Regions from separate parts of the Homo sapiens genome. Here region 1 is linked to region 2. The links are chromatin contacts, found by Hi-C or POLR2A ChIA-PET in ENCODE. All regions are on one chromosome and are shown on one strand. Each heading gives the region's core, a stretch centred on a gene start or an enhancer-like site at or near the end of the contact. The rest is flanking DNA. Distances are from core to core; before and after follow the strand shown. Region 1 holds the start of SAA1 (serum amyloid A1). Region 2 holds the start of LDHC (lactate dehydrogenase C).

The links. Hi-C counts contacts between places; a loop is a spot of excess contacts on that map. ChIA-PET counts read pairs that join two places held with the same protein, here RNA polymerase II (POLR2A). Pooled maps may share reads with other maps.
Region 1: a loop to region 2 is called in a pooled map, with 2.2 times the contacts of the local background. The contact joins the promoter of SAA1 here to the promoter of LDHC in region 2. A Hi-C loop is called at or near these places in 1 of 50 pooled maps. POLR2A ChIA-PET finds 5 or more read pairs at or near these places in 2 of 52 experiments (A673 and activated T-cell).

Annotation. Positions count from the first base shown.
Region 1 is chr11:18,261,287-18,268,891 of GRCh38, reverse strand. SAA1 (serum amyloid A1) reads right to left here and starts at 2,628. Exons shown (of 4, transcript NM_199161.5): 1 at 2,596-2,628; 2 at 1,914-2,008. The coding sequence starts at 2,004. It also overlaps the pseudogene ST13P5 and the pseudogene RNA5SP334.
Region 2 is chr11:18,409,407-18,416,624 of GRCh38, reverse strand. It overlaps LDHC (lactate dehydrogenase C), which reads right to left and starts at 4,307. Exons shown (of 8, transcript NM_017448.5): 1 at 4,217-4,307; 2 at 3,782-3,916; 3 at 1,324-1,441. The coding sequence starts at 3,907.

The DNA of each region.
Region 1 (7,605 bases), core at 1,379-3,878, 150 kb after region 2:
TCTGCCCTGACTACTAAAGTTTATATTCTTTTTTTTTTTTTTTTTTTTTTTTTTTTTTTTAGACAGAGTCTTGCTCTGTCGCCCAGGCTGGAGTGCAGTGGTGCTATCTCAGCTCATCGCAACCTCCACCTCCCAGGTTCAAGAGATTCTTCTGCCTCAGCCTCCTGAGTAGCTGAGATTACAGGCATGCGCCATCACGCCTGGCTAATTTTTGTATTTTTAGTAGAGACGGGGATTTCACCATGTTGGTCAGGCTGGTCTCGAACTCCTGACCTCGTGATCCCCCTGCCTTGGCCTCCCAAAGTGCTGGGATTACAGGCGTGAGCCACCGCACCCCGACCTAAAGTATATATTCTTGCAAATGGAATACACGTCATTGTGACGTGAGTTCCAGTGACTGTTAGGAGCATAAAAGTCCCTAAATACTTTCTTAGTAGGCTGTACTGATGCTGTGGGTTGCTTGAGGAAGCAATAGGGCAGTGGTGCTCTGCCTTGGCTGCACTTTCTTTTTCATTTTTTTTAGATGGAGTCTCGCTCTGTCACCCAGGTTGGAGGACACTGGTGCGATCTCTAGTCACTGCAACCTCTGCTTCTCGGGTTCAAGTGATTCTCGTGCTTCAGCCTCCTGAGTAGCTGGGATTACAGGTGCCTGCCACCACGCCTGGCTACATTTTAGTATTTTTAGTAGAGACGGGGTTTCACCATGTTGGCCAGGCTGCTCCGGAACTCATGACCTCAAGTGATTCATCCACCTTGGCCTCCCAAAGTGCTGGAATTACAGGCGTGAGCCTTGGCTGCACTTTCTAATCACCCAGAGAGAAACTGAAAGTCCCAGTGCCCAGGCCACACCCCAGGCCAGTTTCTGCAGACTCTGCTGGGGAGTTGAAGGCATGGGTATTTCAGGTGATGCCAAGGTGTGCCTGAGATTCATAACCATCAACCTCTAGGAGGTGGTCAGTGATGCGTCTACCTGGCAAGAGCCCTGACCTCAAGCACAGCCGGGCTCAAACCTCTGCCCTGCCACCTGCTGACTGGCAGTAAGTCCCTGGGCATTGGCTTCAGCTGCTCTAAGTCTCAGCTTTCTCACCTTCCAAGATCAGCTTTCTCACCTTCCAAGAGAGGAAGATTGCGTCACAGAGTCATTCTGAAACTAAATGAGAAAATGCTGTGGTCCTTGTGGGGGCTTGAGGCACGTTAGTTCCCAGCTCTTGTCAAGAAGGCTGGAGAAGGAAGAATGGAAACAGAACAAACCAGGAAGGGAGCCCCTGACAGAGCGAGGCTAAAGAGCCCTGTACATTATCCAACTAGGAAATCGAAGGAGGAAGGAGAAAGAAGACAGAAGAGTCAACAGCCTTAGTCATACTCCTATGCGATTTATGCTGAGGGACATTTTATACCCATTGCAGGCCTTATTTTGCATCTTCTACGCAAAACAAACAGCTCAGGTGCTCCTGGAAAGGATGATTGTTCTTTCTCTGAGTAACTGACAACAATCCTCGACTCTCTAATCTGTTTAGCAGCTCCCCAGGCACATTGGGCAGCACAACCTAAGGCAGCGGCTCAAATCTTAAGGAAGCCCAAAAATACCCCGTGTGCGTTGTTACTGGATGCCCCGTCCCTTACGGCTCAGGAGATGTGTTTTTGATACACCTTGCAGCGGCTTCTGAAATGTGATCCATCCACTTAACACATCCTGAGAAGCTGCACTACGGGGAAAGGGGATATTCCCAGCAGCTCTGAAAGACTCGAGACAGGCAACCCAGCAAACCCTAGTTCCTGGCAGGCCTCAGCAACGCAGACACTAGCAACTCTGTGGTTCAAAAGCAGCCTTCCGAAAGCATCATTTTCCCCAGTTTATCAGGTCCAGGGTGATGTTTCTCTTCAGAAATCCTGCAAACCTTCTGAAGCCTTACCATCAAAAGCCTCGCCAAGGAACGAAAAGAAGCTTCGGCTGCTGACACCCAGGACCAAGGAGCAGAAAACCAGGCCCGTGAGAAGCTTCATGGTGCTGAAATGAAAGGAGAAGTCAGGCAGTCGCCCACAAGACTGGCACAGCTTCCCTTGGGACTTATATTCCGACGAGAGCCTGGTTATTTCCACTGGATCTTATTAGAGTCTCAGTGGCTCATCTAGGAAACCTTGCAGCAGGACCTCACTCAGAGCCAGAAGCCCTCGGTTCTGAACCCATCAGCCCTGAAGCCTGACTGCATAAGAGGATGCCAACGTGGCACTGATGGAGGAAGGCAGGAGTTACCACCAGACTGTCACTCCCTCAAGTAGCCTATAATTCCCCATAACGCATTTACCGTGTGTTCCCTCTGCCCCGCACAGAACTCAACATGGGATAAACACAAAGCAGGATCATTATTTTTTATTCTTAAAGCCTTTAGCACCTGGTATTCCCAGGTGTTCTCCCATCCAAGTACTACCAGGCCCGACCCTGCTTACCTCTCTAGATCAGAGGAGATAAGACACCTTCAGAATGGTATGGCTGTATGCCCCAGGATAACTATTTTTTTTAAAGGAAATGATAATCTTGTTGGGAAAGAGAAAACAGAGTAAGTTTTAAAAATCACTCCTTGGTGTGCTCCTCACCTGATCTGTGCTGTAGCTGAGCTGCGGGTCCCTGCCTGCCAGGGAGCGGTGGCTGCTATTTATACTGAGCCTTCCCTGCTGGTTTCTTGGGAGCGAAGAAAAGCTGGATGTGGTCCCTGGGGAAAGTCCCTGCAGGTCATTTCCCCTACAAAACGGTCTAAGACAAGTTCCTGGATGCCAGTGGTTTCTTCATCCCGGGTCATTTATCCCAGTTGTGCAACCTGAGGGAACAAGATGTGCCTGGCAGCTGTCAGGGCAGGAGACCAGCTCTGCTCCTCAGCATTGAGGGGGCTGAGGCTGCGGAGTTGAGAGTGGGAGCCCCGTGATGGCGGCACCTGGGCTGCTGGAAGGTGTGAAGTGAGGGCAGCTTTGAAGCCAGCTCCTGACTCTACCAGTCATTTCCTCAGGATGGGCTCTGCTGGGCCACATGGCAGATGCCTCTGAAATGAAGTCCCTCTGAGTTCATATCTAAAGCTTCAAAGCTGACAGACTAGGTCCAGCACAGTGGCTCACTCCTATAATCCCAATGCTTTTGGAGGCCAAGGCAGGAGGATCACTTGGGGTCAAGAGTTTAAGATCACTCTGTGCAAAACTGTAAGATCTTGTCTCTACGAAATATAAAAATAAATGGACCGGGTGTGGTAGTGTGCACCTGCAGTCCCAGCTACTCAAGAGGCTGAAGCGGAAGGATTGTGGGAGACCCAGGAGGTCAAGGCTGCAGTGAGCTATAATCACGCCACTGCACTCCAGCCTGGTTAACAGAGCAAGACCCTGTGTCTAAAAGAAAACAAAATAAAACTAGCAGCCTACCCCTGCCATGTCTCATGTGTGCCCTGGAAGGCTCCTTCCACCCCTCAGTCTAGATATCCAGAGATTTACCTCCTCAGCACAGAAAAGCCCTGCTCAGCTGGCCTAGTCAATTAGGAAATTAGGAAGGAAGGAAGTGGTCAGTACCAGAGCCCAGCAGGGCTGAGGCCAGGACATGCAGAGAGGCTGGTGGATATAGCAGCAACTGTGGTTTCTTCTTCTCCAGTCCGTTTTCACTCTTTTATTTTTTCTTTCTTTCCTTCCTTCCTTCATTTCTTCCTTCCTCTCTCTTTCTCCTTCCTTCCTTCCTTACTCCCTCTCTGTCTTCCTCCTTCCTTCTTCTCTCTTCCTCCTTCCTTCCTCTCTCTCTTCCTTCCTTCTTTCCCTCCTTTCTTCCTCTTTCCCTCCCTCCCTTCCCTCCCTCCCTCCTTCCTTCCTTCTTTTCTTCCTCCCTTCTTCTCTTCCTCCCTTCCTTCCTCTCTCTTTCTCCTTCCTTCCTCTCTCTTTCTCCTTCCTTCCTTCCTCTCTCTTTCTTTCCTCTTTTCTTTTCTTTCTTTCAGAATGCTATGAATATAGGCCTCAGGATAACTACTTTTTAAAGGAAATGACAATCTTGTTGGGAAAGAGAAAACAGTAAGTCTTAAAAACACTCCTTGGCATACTCCTCACCTGATCCTCCTCTCCTCCCCTCCCCTCCCCTCCCCTCCCCTCCCCTCTCTCCTCCCCTCTCCCCTCCCCTCTCCCTTCCCCTCCCCTCCCCTCCCCTGCCCTCCCCTCCCCTCCTCTCTTCTCCTCTCCTCTCAAGACAGGGTCTTGCTCTGTTGCCTGAGCTGGAGTGCAGTGGTGCAATCATGGCTCACTGCAGCCTCAGCCTCCCAGGTTTAAGTGATCCTTGCATCTCAACCTCCCAAGTAGCTGGGACTGCAGTTGTTTGCCAATATGTTTGAGTAATTTTTAAAATTTTTAGTACAGTGGGAGTTTCACCATGTTGCCCAGGCTGGTCTCAAATTCCTAACCTGCAGTCCTCCTGCCTTGGCCTCCCAAAGTGCTGAGATTATAGGCATGAGCTACCATGCCCAGCCAGAAGTTCATATCTGATTGCTTCTATTTTTCAGTGAAATAGGAAGCAAAGTTGTCAACTGAGAAGAGAATGAACGAGGAGTTGTGGGAAGTTTCAGAAGAGAAGAGAAGTAGAAAGCAGACATCTAGGAAAGGAAGAATGTGACTGAACTTGAGAAAGGTAGTGGATTGTATGGTAGCTCTTGGTCAACGACCATGAATTTAAAGTGAGACTAGTCATAGCAGTCGTGCTTTTTTTCTGATCACATTCAGCTGCCAAGGTTCAGACTTTTAGCAAGTGGCAAATTGAATATCACTGTGCAATAAATGCTTGTTGAGTTGCATGACTGAATACATGCGAAGGTCAAAGGAGGAGGATTTATTTAAAGATGAGGGAGGGTTACAGGGCACAGGGAGAATGTTAACAGAGAGAGTGACTGAGGGTAAAAGATAGGGCATAACATAGACTTCAACAACCAAGGGGCCACAGGGCCACGGGGACAAGGTTGCCCAGAGTGTAGCAGGAGCAGGTCTTCCTCTGAGACAGGAAGGAGAGGAACGATAACAAGGAAGATGCATTTTGAGATGAAGGACAGAGATCCTGAGGGAAACCAGCAGGCCCTTTTCTTTACCAGTCATAGAACTCATCGCTCTCCACCTGTTTGCATTTCTGAGTTTGACCCAGAGTGCACAAAACACAGGGATAGGAACCTTGTCAGGCTTATTGACAGATAACTGTTGTCACTTTAACACCAAACACAGCACCTCACCTGTAGCAGGTTCTTAGTCACTTTTATTGATTGAAGGAGTCAATGCATGAGTGAAGTAGGAGAAGTCATCTCCTATAGATTGACAGGTGGAAGGTTAAGAAGAATGGAAAAGCTTTGGAACAATGATGTCATTTAGAGATGAACATGGACTTTTTTTTTTTATGTTTGCCTCGCACTAATAACTTTTATTTCACTCAAATTAGAGCAGTAATCTTCCATAAATAAGTATATTCCCTGCCCAATAATTTAAGGAAAAATCCACAATGATTAGTAAAGAAAAATATAAGAATTAACAGACCCTTTAAATTTGTTTTAAATATTTGAAGATTTAAAAAGTGTTTAAAGTTTGTAATTCCTAGTAGGAAAACATTATCTGAATGAATACCCTAATGGCAAACCACTGTAAAATGCTTCAGCTGCATTTGGGGGAGAGGGGTAGGGATTATCTTCAAAGCACCCCAGCTCTCTTGATGAGAAGGTCAGAGGTACGTTGGTTTGTATTATTGCGACATCCATAAGGTGATCTAGGTTGCTTTTCCTTCAGCAGGGCTTTATTTATCAGAAGGGCATTATGCTTGACCTCCAAATTTGGCTGACAATTTACTGATGAGATTCATAACCTTTGGGTTGCTCTGGTATTTTGACATATTTGCTGGGTTCTGAGCCACATCCTGGAAGGCCACCATAACTTCTGGATCCTGCATGGCTGCAAGAGCCTCTGGATCACTAAGAATTTCATTGAGTCCAGGCATTCCGGCCATTCCAGGCATGTCCCCTCCCATTCCAGGCATTCCTCCGGGAAAATTACCAGGCATTCCACCAGGAAAGCCACCTGGAAAAGGGCCATAGTGAGCTCCTGACTGTCGTCTGGCTTCTTCCTCCCTCTGGGCTCTCTCCTGCTCTTCTTGAGCCTTCTTAACTCGTTCTATTCTTTCTTTGATCTCTCGCTCTTCATGTTTTCGCTCATACTTTCTCCAATGTTCTGCAATTTTCTGTGCCCTAGGTTGAACTTCTTTCAGCATTGCACTAGCATCTTCATCATAATCCAATTTACAGGCAAAGGCAAGATCATGGGCTGCTTCTTCCCAGTGGCCTAGAAGTCTGTGTGCTTTCCCCCGCCACTTGTAAGGCTGAGCTGAATCAGGATTTATTTCAATGGCTCTGTCACAGTCTTGGATGGCAGCATTTGGCTTCTGTAATTTGACGAAGACACTGGCCCTCTTTGCATACAAAATGGCCAAGCGAGGATTCAGCTTGATGGCATCTGTGAATAAGTCAATGGCTTTCTGGAGTTCACCATCATTTAGGACTTCAATAGCAGCCACTTTTTTATCATTTGCCTGATCCATCATCTCCTCCGTTATCTCCACATTTTCATCTCCCATTTCTTGAGGAGCATCAGTGTCTGGTTCAATCACACCTTCTTTATCAATTTCTAGATCACTTTCCTCAGTTGATGGTTCGTCTGCCTTTAAGTCTTCCTCCACCTTCTTACTATCAGGTTTTTCTTCCTTGGTATTTTCTTCTGATTTAGCCTTCTGAGTAGCAGGTGGTACTTTACCTCCCATGCTCTCCACCCACTCTCTCAGGAAGCGCATTTCCTCGGTGTGCAGAACGCTCGGATCCTGCTTACACATTTTCACAAAGGCCCGAAGCTCGTTCACTTTGCAGGGGTCCATGGTAGGGAGGTGGTGGGTGAAGCTGGGGGCTGCGGCCCAGTTCCAGGCCCAGGTGCTGGCTCGGCATGACCGCGCAGAAGGGGGCGGCTGCCGCGAGTGAACATGGACATTGTTAATATGCAATAAAATCTCAGCCTACTTGAAATGTTTACATTAATTGTCAAAAAACATATTCAGAAGGCAAACCCTTATCATCTCTCCGCTGCTCCCAGAGAGATGTTATTAGGCATCACCTTCTGGGTTATGATGGCTTCTTAACTGGCTTCCACATTTCCCCCTTTGCCGCCAACTAGTCTCTTTTCAGTATAGCAGCCAGACTGTTACAACACAAGACAACTTCTATCACTCTCCATTCAAAACTCTCCGGAGGATTCCACTTCCACTCATAGTTGAAGTCAAAGCCCTTATAATGGTTTTCAAACTTTACTCAAACTGTCCTAACTCCTTCCTCTCGTACCTCATCATCCAATTCTCTCCTCCTGCTCATTTTGCTCTGGCCACACTGGTCTCCAAACCCCCAGGCACATCTTACCCTAGGGGCCTCGGATTAGCTGTTCCTTTCCTCTGGAACATTCTTTTCCCAGATATTTGCATATCAGGGCTTTGAGGGGGCCTTGATCCGGGAATGCAGGATACTGGAAGGTTCAACAATACAGTTATTGTCAATAAGAGTATTGGCAGTGAATGTGTTGGAA
Region 2 (7,218 bases), core at 3,058-5,557:
GGCCTTGCCCTACAACCAGAAAATCAGCAAATGAACTTTTATCTACATGTGTATGTTTTAGGTCGATATAAAATGTTTATCATGGCTCTTTCTAAGAAGCATGTTTAAATTAGGTAACTGCCTTCAATCTCAATCATGTTAGATAAGAGGGCTTCTAGTAGAAAGTATATCTGTTGAATCACATTACCAAACAGTGCACCATATACTTTAGTGTATGATAAAATAATTATGTTTCCTAATTATCTGAGGCTTCTTAGTTGGTCAACAGATGATGCTAACACCAATGAGGCCAAGTTCTAAATTTCTTATGTTCTATGGCCTCATGCTATGCCTTGAAACCTGGTTCACTATAAACATAGAAAGAAAACTAAAGAATATGGATAAATGTATTAATAATATTACAGAAACTCTTCAAGATTGTATATTCTTGGGAAAATATATAAGACAAAATGACAAGCTTAAAAGCATTTATACATCAGTTATGTAAAGAAAACAAAAGCTTAGAAAACCTACATAAAGTCATTAATAGAAGAGATTCAATTTTTCTTTATACTTTCTGTTTTCCAAATATGCTCCAATTATATCGAAGTGTTCTTTTTAAAAAAATTAACTTTTTAAATTATATGGCCCGGCTGGGCACCGCAGCTCACACCTGTAATTCCAGCACTTTGGAAGGCCGAGGCAAGTGGATCACCTGAAGTCAGGAGTTCGAGACCAGCCTGGCCAACATATAGTGAAACCCCATCTCTACTAAAAATACAAAAATCAGCGGGGTGTGGTAGCGCATGCCTGTAATCCCAGCTATTCAGGAGACTGAGGCAAGAAAATTGCTTGAACCCAGGTGGCGGAGGTTGCAGTGAGCTGAGATTGTGCCACTGCACTCCAGCCTGGGCAACAGAGCGAGACTCCATCTCAAAATAAATAAATAAATAAAAATAAACTATATGGCCCAATCACCTGAGGTCAGGAGTTCGAGACCAGCCTGGCCAACATGGCAAAACTACGTCTCTATTAAAAATACAAAAATTAGCCAGGCGTGGTGGCGCATGCCTGTAATCCCAGCTACACAGGAGACCGAGGCAGGAGAATCACTTGAAGCTGGGAGGTGGAGGTTGCAGTGAGCCAAGATCGCGCCACTGCACTCTAATCTGGGTGACAGAGTGAGACTCTCTCAAAAAACAAAAAAAATTGATCAACTAAATTAAATTATATGGCCCAATGGCATGGTGCTATTTTTAATTTTATATTTATTGACATCTGTTTGGTAAAATTTATTACTTTTTTAAAAAGCTTTGAAAATAACTTTATAAAACTAAAATTAACCTTTTCCAGAAGTAATCTTTGAAGTACTAAAGAAAAGACTGCCATGCTGAAGATCCATCATTTCTCCCTTCAGTTTGTCCAATGCAACATCAACAAGGGCAAGTTCATCAGCCAAATCCTAAAATATACAAAAGTTCTGAATAAAATGTTCCTACTTAAGTTTTAGGAGAATAAGAAGAATTTTCATGTGGCTACTTGATAATTAAAGGAATCTCATATTTTAATAGGGAAAAATGATATAAAAATAGTTTTTCAATGAGCCTGGGTGACCGAAAGTCAAGGTAAGTAAATATTAAGATGTAGCAAAAATTGTTTGACTTCATATAATTGTTAGAACTTTTTAGAGCTGGGTGTTTTTTGTTTTTGTTTTTTTTTGCCATTCAGATAACAGTTTGAAACCAAGGAAAATAAAATGATTTCAAAGGCTTTTATTATATTTAGCCTTTATTTTTGTGTTTTTTGTTTTGTTTTGTTTGAGATGAAGTCTCACTCTGTCGCCCAGGCTGGAGTGCAGTGGCACAATCTCGGGCACTGCAACCTCCGTCTCCCAGGTTCAAGCAATTTTCGTGCTTCAGCCTCCCGAGTAGCTGGGATTACAGGCGCCCGCCACCATGTCCGGCTAATTTTTGTATTTTTAGTACAGACGGGGTTTCACCATATTGGTCAGGCTGGTCTCAAACTCCTAACCTCAAGTGATCTACCCACCTCAGCCTCGCAAAGTCCTGGGATTACAGGCCTGAGCCACTGCGCCCGGCCAGGATTTTATTATATTTAACCTTAACCCTAATTTCTGAGTTGGCTAAAGCTGCTTTTAGTATGCGTCGTTATGGCCCAAACAGGAAGGTAACCACCTCTGATGAACACTTATTGTTTTCATCTGTCTAGTGTCCCTTTTTCTGGTAATAGAATTTCTCTTTTCCATGGGAACCCATTCCATATGTTTCAGTGCAGTACAATTAACATTGGTTTTCCAAGCTTAGGGTAGATGGGCATAAAACCAGACCTAGCCAATTGTTCCATCCTTTCCTTCTGGTCACAGAAATCAGTTCATAAGTGGACATATGGCCCAGGTATAAGAAACAAGCATGTCTATGAAGTTTGAAAATGGAAGACGGAAGATTACATCTCACTTTTCTTTGGAATCATAAGCTCTAAGAATAACATGCAAATCTAAGAACATTAGTAAGGACTGTAGAGTTGGAGAAAAAACAAGAATCTAAGAACAAACTGTACAGCCATCTTTACCACCACATAGAAAGGCTCTACGAATTAAGCCAACAGAGAAAATCTAAACCAAGATATACAAAGACTATGTCTTGATATGTGTGAACTTCAGAATCCGGTAGTACCTGAAGCAGTTTTGCCCTATTTCCAGTTACATGAACAATATTTCGTCTTTTTCTGCTTACCCTAATTTAAACTGGGTTTTTGTCACATGTGACAGAGTACGGAACTATATACAAGGAGTGTATTCATTCAGATTTCAATAGCCAGATTCCAAAAGCGAACAGTAAGGGAAAGAAGTAAAAGTCCCTACTTAAGGCCAGGCGTGGTGGCTCATGCCTGTAATCCCAGCACTTTGGGAGGCTGAGGCAGGCGGATCACGAGGTCAAGAAATCAAGGCCATCCTGGCCAACATGATGAAACCCCGTCTCTACTAAAAATATAAAAATTAGCTGGGCGTGGTGGCACATGCCTGTAGTCCCAGCTACTCAGGAGGCTGAGGCAGGAGAACTGCTTGAACCCGGGAGGCAAAGGTTGCCGGGAGCCGAGATCCTGCCGCTGCACTCCAGCCTGGCAACAGAGCGAGACTCCGTCTCAAAAAAAAAAAAAAAAAAAAAAGAGAGAACAATAAACACTGGGGACTCCAAAAGCAGAGAGGGAGGAGGGCACAAGGGTTAAAAACAATACCTATTGGCAGCCAGGTGTGGTGGCTCATGCCTGTAATCCCAGTACTCTGGGAGGCCGAGGCAGGCGGATCACTTGAGGTCAGGAGTTCGAAACCAGCCTGGCCAACATGGAGAAACCCCATCTCTACTAAAAATATAAAAAATTAGCCAGGCCTGGTGGTGCATGCCTGTGGCCCCAGTTATTCAAGAGGCTGAGGCAGGAGAATCGCTTGATCCCGGGAGGTGGAGGTTGCAGTGGGCCAAGATCGCGCCACTGCACTCCAACCTGGGTAACAGACAAATCCTGTCTCAAAAAAAGAAAAAGAAAAGGAAAGTCAGAAAAAAAAAGAAAGGAAAAGAAAGAAGAAGTTTAAAAAAAAAGGAAAAGAAAGAGAGAAAGAAAAAGGAAGGAAGGAAGGAAGGAAGGGAGGGAGGGAGGGAGGGAGGAAAGGTCAAAGGATACATAATTGCTTTCAAGGGATTAACCTTGCAACCCTGAATACATCGACATATACAACACTCTGAAGTGCTCACTTGATTTTCAGCCACAGGATGGGCTTCTCACTCACCTTCAGTAAGATACTAATAGCACAAGCCATGCCTACGGCACCAGTTCCAACAATAGTAATTTTACACTGGGAGTTTTCATCATCCTCAATTAGCTTCTCAATTAGCTGCTCCTTGACAGTTGACATTTGGAGAACCTGATAGGGATAATGCAATTTCATTGGATTAACCACACTGAACATCTAAGAAACTACCTCTTCAGTTTGCAGAATGTTGGAGCCGGGGATGGGGGGAAGCCAAAGAAAGAATTTCCTGGTCAAAGGATGCGGGGAGGGTAAAGCAAGGCCCAGTCTACCAGGCAATGGGAGGGCTGGGGCACCAGCGGGCTTTTGGATTTCTCCCTGCCCCCAGCCACCACTTTCACCCCAGCACCACACGCTCACAAATGCTTTGCTTGGCGCAATCAGTACAGATGACCCACAGGGACAAAGCACCACCTTTGAAGGAAGGCACAGAAGTGACACCAGAAAAATACACCAACGACAGTTGAGGCGCTAAGCCCGTCGACGGTTGCCCTCCGTGCGACTCGAGACACGCACGTTCCCCCGCTCGGCTCTTATGCGTCAGCACGCAAGCTCCGCCCCCCGCCGGCCCAGGCGCGGGCATGGGGCGTCTTTTCTGCCCTGGAGCGCAGTGTGGGTGGCGGCGGTCCAGATCACCGAAATGCTGATGGGAAGAATTCTAGACTGGCCCAAAGAGTGTGCAAGACGGGGATATCCATGCATTGTTTGCAGGATTTTAAAAAATTATTAACTTCTGTAACTTCAGGACTGAGTGCTGAAATAAAGTTAGAATTTCTCTTGAGAGAACAGAGGGTGGTAATGAAACGCAAAGACGCGAAGGATGCTTTCAATTTACAGCAAGAAATTGTTAATATTTATAACTCATGGCCGGACGCGGTGGCTCACACCTGTAATCCCAGCACTTTGGGAGTCCGAGGCAGGTGGATCACCTGAGGTCAGGAGTTTGAGAACAGCCTGGCCAACATGGCGAAACCCCGTCTCTACTAAAAATATAAAATTAGTCGGGCATGGTGGTGCATGCCTGTAGTCCCAGCTACTTGGGAGGCTGAGGCAGGAGAATCGCTTGAACCCAGGAGGCGGAGGTTGCAGTGAGCCAAGATCGCGCCACTGCACTCCAGACTGGGCAACAAGAGAGAAACTCCATCTCAAAAAAAATTTACATATATATTTTTTTTTTTGTGAGAGAGATATATATCTCACAGAAGGGGACACAACCTACTCCATCTTTTGTAGAGTATTTGCATTTGAACCTTTTTCAAAATCCAAAATATAATTTATTTTTCTTATAATAGCCTGTAGTGTTGTTATTGTTGTTGTTTTTGAGACAGAGTCTCACTCTGTCGCCCAGGCTGGAGTGCAGTGGCACAATCTCAGTTCACTGCAACCTCCGCCGCCTGGGTTCAAGCAATTCTCCTGCCTCAGCCTCCCAAGTAACTGGGACTACAGGCGTGCGCCACCACGCCCGGCTAATTTTTGTATTTTTAGTAGAGATGGGGTTTCACCATGTTGGTCAGAATGGTCTCCAACTCCTGACCTAGTGATCCGCCCTCCCAAAGTGTTGGGATTACAGGCGTGAGCCACCGTGCTGAGCCACCGTGCCCAGCCGCCGGGCAAATTTTTTTGTATTTTTTTGTATTTCACCTTGCTGGCCAGGCTGGTCTCGAACTCTTGACCTCAAGTGATCCACCCACCTCGGCCTCCCAAAGTGCTGGGATTACAGGCGTGAACCACCGCACCCAGTCAGTATTTGTTTTCAATATGGTTCAGATTATGCAATAACCCTGCTTTAAACTCTTCCGTGGCTTTCCATTACAGGTAGAGTAACCCACTTTTACCACAACCTAGATCTTCAAGATTTGGCCTCCTACCCCCACTTCCCATATCATCTCAGGACACTCAATACACTTCCTTCCAACTAGGCTTTGGACAGCTTTTTTGGATCAGGACTTTTTGCTGTTCTTTAAACCAAGAAAGCTCTTTCCCCAGCCCTTCTCAAGGTTAATTCCTCATTTTCAGCTTTGCACATACATACTCTGGCTTTCCTTGACAAATGTCAACTACCATCATTTCCTGTATATCTCTCTCTTATGGCACTTTTCTCAACCAGCAACTAGCCTGAAGCTAGAGGCCTCCTATAGCAGACAGGAGCAGCAACCACTTGGTCCTATACCTCCACAGCAACCTCATTTATCCCCGGGCTGAGAGGGAGATTGCTGGCCTGGATGGACTGGAAATTTAAGCTCTACACCTGCCTCAGGCCCCTGGCGGCCAAGGAAGGTATCAGCTTGGTAGTGGCCAAACTGATGCTAGATGACTAGAACTGGCTCTTCATCCATGCCTGCCCAAATACTCCAAACTTACTTAACATTTTGCTTACTTGATTGCAGTAACTTTAGAACCAAAATTTGTCTTTATTTATTCTTGTACATTGCAACATTTACCAAAGCATAGTAGGTACTCACTAAAGAATTTTTGGGCCAGACATGGTGGCTCACTCCTGCAATCCCAGCACTTTGGGAGGCCGAGGCTTCAGCCCAGGAGTTCAAGACCAGTCTGGCAACATAGGGAGACCCCCATCTCTACCCCCAAAAATAAAAACAAAATAAAATAAAATAATTTTTTTTGAGACAGAGTCTCGCAGTCTCGCCCAGGCTGTAGTACAGTGGTCCGATCTCGGCTCACTGCAAGCTCCGCCTCCCGGGTTCACGCCATTCTCCTGCCTCAGCCTCCCGAGTAGCTGGGACTACAGGCGCCCGCCACCATGCCCAGCTAATTTTTTGTATTTTTAGTAGAGATGGAGTTTCACTATGTTAGCCAGGATGTTTTCAATCTCCTGACCTTGTGATCCACCCGCCTCAGCCTCCCAAAGTGCTGGGATTACAGGCGTGAGCCACCGCACCTGGCCAAAATAAAAAAAAAATTTAAAGAATTTTTAAAGAACATGGCTTTGAAGTACTGAGTTTTATTTTGGCAACATGGGCTTTAGTGGGGGAAAAAAAGGAAGTAGAACCATGTTCTGAGCATCACATTTGCTTCTACACTAACTGGCAACTTCTGTGAGATGGGGATAAGGCCTGCTTAATTTAGTTCCCAAGGTTACTATGGAAAAAAAAAATCAAGTTTCTTTGCAGAGTTGGCCTATTCCTTGCCTGGGGCAGGAAGGTACAAACTGAACCTGGAACATTTATTTTGCCCATAAGTAAGGAAACTTTACAAGATTGCATTTGAAAATTCATGAAAGATTAATAGAATCAGTCTATTTCACTTAAATATTATTTTTCAGTCATGTTGGTATTGACTAATTTATTGTATCAAATAATATAAAATTAATGTAAATTTAAAAATTTTAAAGACTGAAGGTGACTCAAAGTTTACAAAAGGCTACAGGATTAAGTACAGGCCTCTTTTTGTGCTAA